Regions from separate parts of the Mus musculus genome. Here region 2 is linked to region 1. A link is a loop called in an ENCODE intact Hi-C map of the cell type or tissue named here. Cell type or tissue: left cerebral cortex. All regions are shown on one strand. Links, peaks and the distances in the headings refer to the core of each region. The heading gives the core; the rest is flanking DNA.

What was found. Peaks named below come from ENCODE experiments on the same cell type or tissue, not always from the same donor. Only the 100,000 strongest peaks of a DNase experiment are listed, where the experiment ranks them.
Region 2: a loop joins it to region 1, with 6 times the contacts of the local background. A loop is called at or near these places in 3 of 42 quality-filtered maps.

The regions. Positions count from the first base shown.
Region 1 is chr12:49,945,172-49,949,575 of GRCm38, forward strand. No RefSeq gene overlaps it. Among named protein-coding and RNA genes, the nearest start is that of Gm40418, 170 kb to the right of the region's middle. In left cerebral cortex, for the core only: no CTCF peak of the experiment used is centred there; DNase peaks (open chromatin) are centred at 316, 865, 1,830 and 4,158; H3K27ac peaks cover 882 bases.
Region 2 is chr12:49,828,522-49,832,925 of GRCm38, forward strand. No RefSeq gene overlaps it. Among named protein-coding and RNA genes, the nearest start is that of Gm25015, 250 kb to the left of the region's middle. In left cerebral cortex, for the core only: no CTCF peak of the experiment used is centred there; DNase peaks (open chromatin) are centred at 2,036, 2,357 and 3,854; H3K27ac peaks cover 639 bases.

The DNA.
Region 1 (4,404 bases), core at 306-4,305:
ATGATAGAAGATGTATGTATTTGAAAATTGTGCTCAAATGTGAGTTTTTCAGGATAAAGACATACCTTGACTATGCTGCGAAATTAGTTTTTAACAATTGTAAGAACTCTGCCCAAAATGTGCTTTTATTTTATTTGTGATCTTGAGAGCATTTAAGCTACTAGGAGCAGGCGTATACGTGCTCCTCTCCTCTCTGCTCCTATCAAAACAACACCAGAGCGCTTATGCTCCAGGGAGATTTGTATAGAATCTGACGCTTGTATCAGCTCTGAAAAAAACAACAAAATTACAGTCTGAGGTGATGTAAATGATATCCTTGGTGCATCTTCCCCGTGCTCCTGCGAGGCTCTTGACAGCTGATGGTTGGATTAAACAAAAAGACCAGTAACTTATGACTATTAGCTCAAAGCAATCATCTCTCATTATTTCAATTACATGGGTAAATGCGTGCAATCATGTATCAAATCACTTTTCCCTTTTGAAGAGGTTCTTTTCAGAGTAGGATTTCTGCCAGAAAAAATGTGCAAATATTTACACTGGTTTTTCATCCAACTGCACCTTTGTTTGGCAAAACCACCCTATGGCTACAATTCTGAGTGATATTTTGAAAAAGGGGGAAAAAACAAAAAAGGGAATTGGAAATAGTATGCGATTTTGGTGACTCATTAGCAGTCTGTAAAGGAGACACCTTCAGTTACTTACTGCTACCTGACTTGTCAGAATGAATGTGGCTCCTATTCCCTAAATCACACTACCTGTGAATAGAGCTCCGCTGGCCAATTCAAGGCTCTTTAGGCAACTATGATTGATGACTCAGTGACTAGGAGAAAATTGCCTTCAATGAATAATTCATCAAGCTATCTCTTTGCTGTTAAAGTAGCTGACAGGAAAGTTCTGACACCGCCTAAGCACAATCCACTTACAAATCAGTTACAAGGAAATATTAAAAATAGCTCGGCTACAGCATACCAGCACAGTATCAAGTTGGGGCTTTTTTTTTTTTCCTGTCTACAGTGAGCATCTCTGAGAACATGAGGAGCTCTCCCCATTTAACCATTGTGCTAATGGCAGTAAAGGCAGTGATTAGATAGAAAGTGACGTGATTTGTATTGGCTTTGAAACAATGCACTGTTTTTAATAATATGAATCTCTAAATTTAAGGTAGACAGTTAATCAAGCAAATGGTAATATTTAAACATCTTCCAGGAAAATAAGTAAATACGATTTGTTTGCAGAAGGTAATTTGTCCTTGAGTTATTATGGACCCAGAAAAAGAATAGAAAGCTCATATCAATTTAATTAAGTTCTATATTAATTTCAATATGGAAATGTTCAACAAAACAGGCAGAAAAAGATGAAAAAAATAATAAGAAAATTTAATAGACCCCAAAATAGTTACAGATTGCCTCTGAATCCATAACTGTATTTAATTTTTCACTGTTAGGATGAATTATTCCTTGTTTACTATGATCAAAATCCAAAAATATGCCATACAGATTAGACAAGCTACATGCCATCAGCAAGAGCTCTGTCTCATTTGACTTCTGACAAAATTGTCTCCAGTTTATGCATTAAAGACCTGAGGTTTTCTGGAGTTTTAACTCTTGAAAATATGTTTTCTCTTTGCATAAAAAAACAGAAAATTTTATTTGAGTGAATTTTTTCTCTGTATCACGGTGTCAGTGAAGATTGGACTGGTGTCGCTCTGTGTGTCAGGGAAAGTCGACCAGTAATAGATGCATGTCTATTAGAGCTTAGCAAGCTGAGGCGCTCCACGGTTTTTTCTCCACTAACCTTGACCTTCTGGGGCATTATCTCCTTTTAAGAAGGCTGCCTTTGCCTGAGACAGATGACAGTGACTCCAAAGGGCTCAGACCTCACCCTGGAAACCACTAATTCCATTTTCTATATTATGAGCACACCCCTAACACCATAGTTGTCATTGTACAAATGATTTTAAAAGCTGAAGTTTTGTTTTGAGGATGTCTAAAAAAAAATTGTTTTTTATTCTTGTAGCTCCTGCTTTATCACCCTGCCCCCATATGCTCTAGCCAGAAAATTCTATTCCTGTAAGACACTCTGTTTACTTCCCTGCAGAGCACGGTGATTCTGAACAACACTAGTTCCTGTTGCCAGAATATTTTGACCTATACTAAAAAAAAAAAAAAAAAAAAAAGCTATTTCCAAACTCTCTTTTTAATTTTGTTTCACCATTACTGTTGATGAATAAAATGTTTTGAATACATTTATGAACAAAATTTAAATAAAATGTAAATTATGTTTAAATAAAATTAGGTTGGCAAATTCCCCTAATTAATTCATAAATCTCTAATAACTGGTAAAAAAAAATCTAAACTTTTATTTTTCCCATCCATTAAAACAATATATACCCACCCTGTCCAGTGACTGCAATGGAGACTGGGTCCTTTTGAGCTGTTAAGCATCATTACAGACTATTCATGTTTCATCAAATAGCATATATCTACCTTCATTTGTTTAATATGAATTAATATAAAATTGTGAAAATTAATTTCTAATCAAATATTTTAAAAATATAACTGTCAATTTCACCTATTTTAAAATACTTAAAAGATTAGGGTCACATTTTATAACTAAACGTGATGAATGAACTATGAATGTATATCTGAAATATGATAAAACCATAATTTAGGGAAAAAAACTTAATTGTAAGCTTATTCAGAAAGAAAAATGTAAAGAAATTGAAAATTTTTTTGTTTAATATATACCATCCCCAAACTAGAGGTATGGAATTATAGTTGAAACATAAATAACTTTATTTCAATTCTGGTATCTAAAGCCATCTGCGGCTAAATATGAGTCCACTTACAAAATTCAAGTAAAAAAAGCTAAATAGTAATATTTTGAAAACATTTAGCATCATTTACTAAAAATGTGGATGACGGAGCAAAAATACTTGAAGGATGTATTGAAAAGCAACGCATCTGTTTAATGGCTCTTCCACGAGTCCCCATCAGTTTAGCATTGTGGAGAAAATCGCTACTAACAGCAGTTCTGCATGTATTAACATCTTGCCCTCTTTTCAAAAATGTTTGCTCACTGTAGTTCTGCAGTGGGATAATAATAATGTTTCACTTATAGAATATTTTGTTATTTCTCAAAGAAATATATGTATTCTAACTCTAAACATATAAATACATATTTCTAGTCACCAATACAAGACATATGTACATATTATAAGTAGATATGTACACATAAATACATCAATGGCACTAACTGCACATTTAACTTGCTGTAGTTCTTGCAAATCCCTAGCTTTGAGGTATCTATTTGAGATTTAGGACTTGGAAGGTAATACTTTATATCCAGGTGATTTCAACAACTGATGAATTAAGTCATTGGAAGAAATAAGAAATATCAAGACCTCCATTGTCTTCCAACATCTTCATTTCTGCAAATGTATTATGCATGAATGCAAGTAGTTCTTTACTTAATAGAAACATGTATTTTCAATTGTTTGAGAAATCTTAGTTGCTTGTTTCATATGTTGTTTGTACTATTACCAAATATTTGGATCTGTTAGACTTGATAAACACTCTCTTTATGATTGAAAAGCAGAAGAAAGTATCATGTATACAGAGAAAGTAAAGAATCAGGCCTACCTAAATTTTAATAATTTTGCTTCTTGACATTCTAAGAATTGCCTTTGTTCTATTCAATGCTAATTTTTATTGTACTGAGCTCTCAAAATTAGGCATCGCAGAACGAGTGTTTTATGTCTTTCTTCTTTTGACATTTTTGGAGAAAATGAAGATTGGAAATTAATTTCTACCTCTTTCCTTTCTATTCTTTTTTTGCCCATACTTTCTACCACATCCCCCAAGTAAGACCAAATATTGACTGACAGCTTGGAATTGCTAACCAAATCATCCCCTATCATATGTGTTCAATATGTTGGCTTTTCAAAAAACGTGGGATCCCAAATCTCTCATCTAATATCATTGCACAATAGACAGATTTTTTTAACCAGAGCAAATTCAAGTACGGGTTTCAGACCAGTCAAACCCAGGAGACAAGCAGGAGGCCTGTGCTTCCCCAGCCGTTCTGTCTGCATTAGCCACTCTTGCTCTGGCTCCATCGACCTGTCAGAGCCATCACAGTGATTGACTGCCCCGGCAGATGTGCTGCTATAACAGGTAACTTGATCATCCAGACCCATCTGTCTCTAAGTCCTCTTCAATTCACACTTTGAAAAATATTAGAGGTTGGGAGGGGTGGAATTCTTTGTTGTGATTTTTTTCTTTTAAAAAGTAGGCAATCTGTATTTCACAGAGAGGTTATCCTCCAGTAACTGAATGGGAATATAGTGCTTTTGAGTTCTTTATTGATATGAGCTTCTTCCAGGGTATATTACTATCAACATTT
Region 2 (4,404 bases), core at 107-4,106, 120 kb before region 1:
AACATTCAATTTCTGCCTGGTTACTTCAGGCCTCTCTAGCCAAAGAATTTTTGAAATAAAGTATACTCAATCTATTAGCCTGTTGCATGTTCTTTGTAAATCATGACATAGTGAGCCGACACACAGTAGGTTTTCTTAGGTCCACTTTCTACCCATGTAACAGCACGCCTAGGCACTTCTTCATATGCTCCTATGCCTGGAAGGATCCCAATTTGAGGTTTTTTGTTTTTTTGTTTTTTTTTTTTCCTTCTGGTTGGCTCTTTTTAGAAATTCCTTGGCCCACTTCACATTAGAACTACCCTGCCTCGTTCTTATACCCTCTGAAATGAGCTGTGTGTTTCTTCCAAGATGAGGTAATATGGATCGCCATAGAAAACTACTGTCAGAGCTCTGATTTAGGGCTGTATTTTCTGTTCCAATTTTAAAAAATGGATAATTTAATATTAGAATAGTCTCAAATCTTGAAGAATAATAATTCATAGACTGCCTTGCTTATTAGATTATTTATACTTCTTGAGATAAGTACTTAAGCTCCTATGCATATGTAAATATATGTGGATATTTTTACCCAAGTGCTAAAGCTTTGAGGAGTTCATTTTAGATTTTCAGTAATTATGTTTAGGAGGAAACATCTTTCTTGTCAATTATGTTCTCAATTACAAGCTCCAGACCAAAGCTCATAATCCTTGGTGATACCATATGCTGAGACTATATAATATTTATATGTATATTACACAAAGTCCTGCAGTCTAAGAATGAAGTTTCCAAGCTCTGTATAAAATCCTTCACTTTTCTTTTCTCTGAAGGTGCCATCCTCAGTCGCAGGCACTATCTTTCTTCCCTTTACACTTCTCCTTGCTTCTGTCCTTGACCTTATGTGTCTGTTCTCCACAGAAACAGCAGATCACATTCATCACTCAAACTTTCTAGTATCCCTCCAAAATCTTTGTATCACTAACCATGCCCAGAGACCATGTGCCCTCTCTGCCCTACCATCAACCTACTCTCCCTTTGGTTACCTGGCTCTATCAGCTCCAAGCCCTTACTTCCTGCTTCTGTAGCATCCCAGGGCTCTCCTACTAAGGTGAATGCTCTTCAATGCTTATTTAAAATCTGGTAGTTAGTAGATATCAATAAATACTCAACAAAGTATCAACTGCTCAATTATAATCTTGGTTTCAAATAAATGAGTGAAATGACTATGTTTATGTTATAAATGTAATTAATTTTGTTTGTTTGGTTTTGGTTTTTTGAGACAGGGTTTCTCTGTGTGTCTTCCTGGCTGTCCTGGAACTCACTCTGTAGACCAGGCTGGCCTCGAACTAAGTTTTTATTTTCAAGCATAAGAAAATAGTTCTTTTCTATTTATTTATTTATTTATTTATTTATTTATTTATTTACTGTGAGATACAGTCAAGGAAATATAAATAAGTTTAAGAATAGTGTTCTGGTTACTTATAGTTCCTGGACAGTAAACAATGAGCACTTTCCTTCTCTTGAGTATTCAAAGTGTAGCATGAGTAAGTCTGTCTCAGAAACAATGAGAAATTGATAGTAGGTAAGTGTAATGATACCTAACAATAAGTCATGAACAATAAGAAGCCAGAATCCAACTCAACAAAATGGTAGCTATTGATATTAGAATATGAGCAGAGTACAAAGTAACTTTTGGGAGTATACTTAAAATTTGACACAAGAATACAAAAGACTCCTGGGAGGAAAAACAGTCAGCCCATGTCCAAGAATCTAAGAGTTTTGTTTTCCTATTTCATCTCATGATGAAAGCCTTCCCTGCCACTCTTTGCTGAGTAGTCTAGACCATAAAGGCCAAATGTGGGCAAGAAGCCATGACCAGCAAAACTAAGAAAAGTTTAGGTCTGTGTACCACAGGTAAAGTATACAAGGAAGAAAACAATATGGATGCTCTCCCATTTTGAGAGTCATCATGGGTTATCATAGTAAGACCCCAGAGTGCAGTGTACAATGCAAAAGCTAACCAGTCACCTAAAAGCAGAGAAAAGGCCCCGTAGTAAGAAAGTAGGAACCTGATCTACACACCTGGCTAGTTCTAAGTCACGGCCTGGGAAGGAATATACCTTGAAACCCGATACAGTTGAGTCTGTGACCAAATACCAACAGAGAGCAAATAGGAACCATTCTTGTTTCTGATTATGTATTTATTTATTTAAAGCCAGGTCAACTTTTGTGCTTGAGTTAAGTTTCTATGGAAATTCTTACTCCATGCTGTTATGAAAAGGCAACTCTCTTTCAGCAGGCTTTGGATCCTGGTCCAGGCTCCAGACTGTCTCAAAATCTAAACAGAATCTTAAAATCTGTTCCTGCCTCAACCAGAACTCGCTGTATTTCCTTTGCCTCCTGCCACCGCTCAGTTGGATGGACACCAAGTATAGACAACTTCAGCCGAAAAGGAACATTTTAAGGGAGTTATGAGCCAGATTCAATTATAAATAGGGATCATCTGTGAAATAATGTTATTATCGTATACTTTGCACACAACTTTAACAATGAGAGTGTAAGCTCTCTATGCAAATGGACTTGGTTTGAAGGCCACTCTTGTCATAGTGCCTTTATTTTACTATCTGTAAAATGGAGAAAATAATCAGCTTGCATCCCAGAGCTACTGAAATCATCTAAAGAGATAATTTGCACACAGTGCTATGCGTCATGTCTTCCTTTGAATGCACATGAAGTCAGTCCTAATTATTGCCATAGTGACTTCAAATAATAGTTGCATTTAAAATGTGTTTCAACAGCAGAATAAAACCAGTGGTTACCACTAACTCTGCTGTATAAGAACTTTGCCCTTGCTGGGTGGTGGTGGTACACGCCTTTAATCCCAGCACTTGGGAGGCAGAGGCAGGCAAATTTCTGAGTCCGGGGCCAGCCTGGTCTACAAAGTGAGTTCCAGGACAGTCAGGGCTACACAGAGAAACCCTGTCTTGGGGGAAAAAAAGAAAAGAAAGAACTTTGCCCTCACCTGTTCACCCAAAGGGGAAAGCCACACATGAAAATGGAGATGATGGTTACTTTAGCAAGAATGCTCTGAGAAACGGGCAAAAATGAGATATTTGTTATTAAACTCCAGTTCCATGATGAGAAGATGCTATGAACAGAAGTTGATTCTAAAAGCACATTTTGATCACTTAAAAATGCTAATTATTGATGATTCTTCATGTTGTCACAAGGTAGGCCAATGCCCTGATGTAGAAATAGATTTTTTTTTTTACACAGAATCCATTGATTTAATCCATAAATCATTCCCTTTCTTCCCCTCCCCCCAAAATAGATTTAGAACTGACAGTGCTTTCTCTTCTAAAGTATAAAGGATAATTTCCTTCTGATCGTAGAGATGATGAAACAAAAATATAAAATACAGTGCTCTCCTAACAGGGATTGGGATTTCCATTGCACCTCCCCACATCCTCTCAAATTAAAGTTTGAAAAGCAGAGCTCAGAAATAAACTGACAAGCACCATGTTCCGTTCCTTCCATTTCCAGTAAGGAAGCACCAATTTGATTCCTACCATAACAATTTTTGCTGTTGCCAATGCATCATTTATAAAAAAAAAAAAAAAAAACCAACAACACAGCTTCTCAAGTGATAGAAATCATCCCATCACTTTGTTTCATAAAATTGACACCCAGGGGAAATGCAAACTGTAGTCAGAACTCCAGTAAAGCTGTTCTCCCAAGCCCTGTGAGGTATTCCAGAAGTCTCTCCCTCATAAGCTAATGTCAAGCCCCAACTGCTTGTTCTTTTCTCCTTCTCTCACAGGCTGCAATATCCCTCGGCTTTCCACAGCACAGGACTTGGTGTTTTCTGAAAGTGTTACTCCTCCATCGGATTTGACTGTGGGCTAATTTGAATGCAGTGACAAAGAAAAAAAAAAAGAAACTGTTGAAATTATTTCACACGGAGAGCAATAAACATATGGAATAAATTACTACTAAAGAGGACTCAGAGAGTTTCAGAAACACCTGGATTTGTTTCTGGGGGCTGTGGGTTGGTGACCCAGGGTGAGAAGGCTGGGGTGAGGCAAAAAAATGCAGGTAGCAGTAGGAAGCTTGGACTTCCAGCCAAGTGGCACCTCCTGCATTTGTGGGGAACAGCACAGAGACACTAATCTATTTAAGGCAAGGTTCTCAAACATGCTGAGGGCTAGGCAGACTAAGTCACAGGAGCTGCCTTGCTAGCAGTGGGAGTGTGTGTGTGTGTGTGTGTGTGTGTGTGTGTGTGTGACAGAGAGAGAGATAGAAAGAGAGAGACAGAAAGAGACAGAGAGACAGAGACAGAGAGAGAGAGAGAGAGAGAGAGAGAGAGAGAGAGAGAGAGAGAGAGAGAGAGGATGAAAGTGGCCTCTGGCCTTGTCAAAACAAAACAAA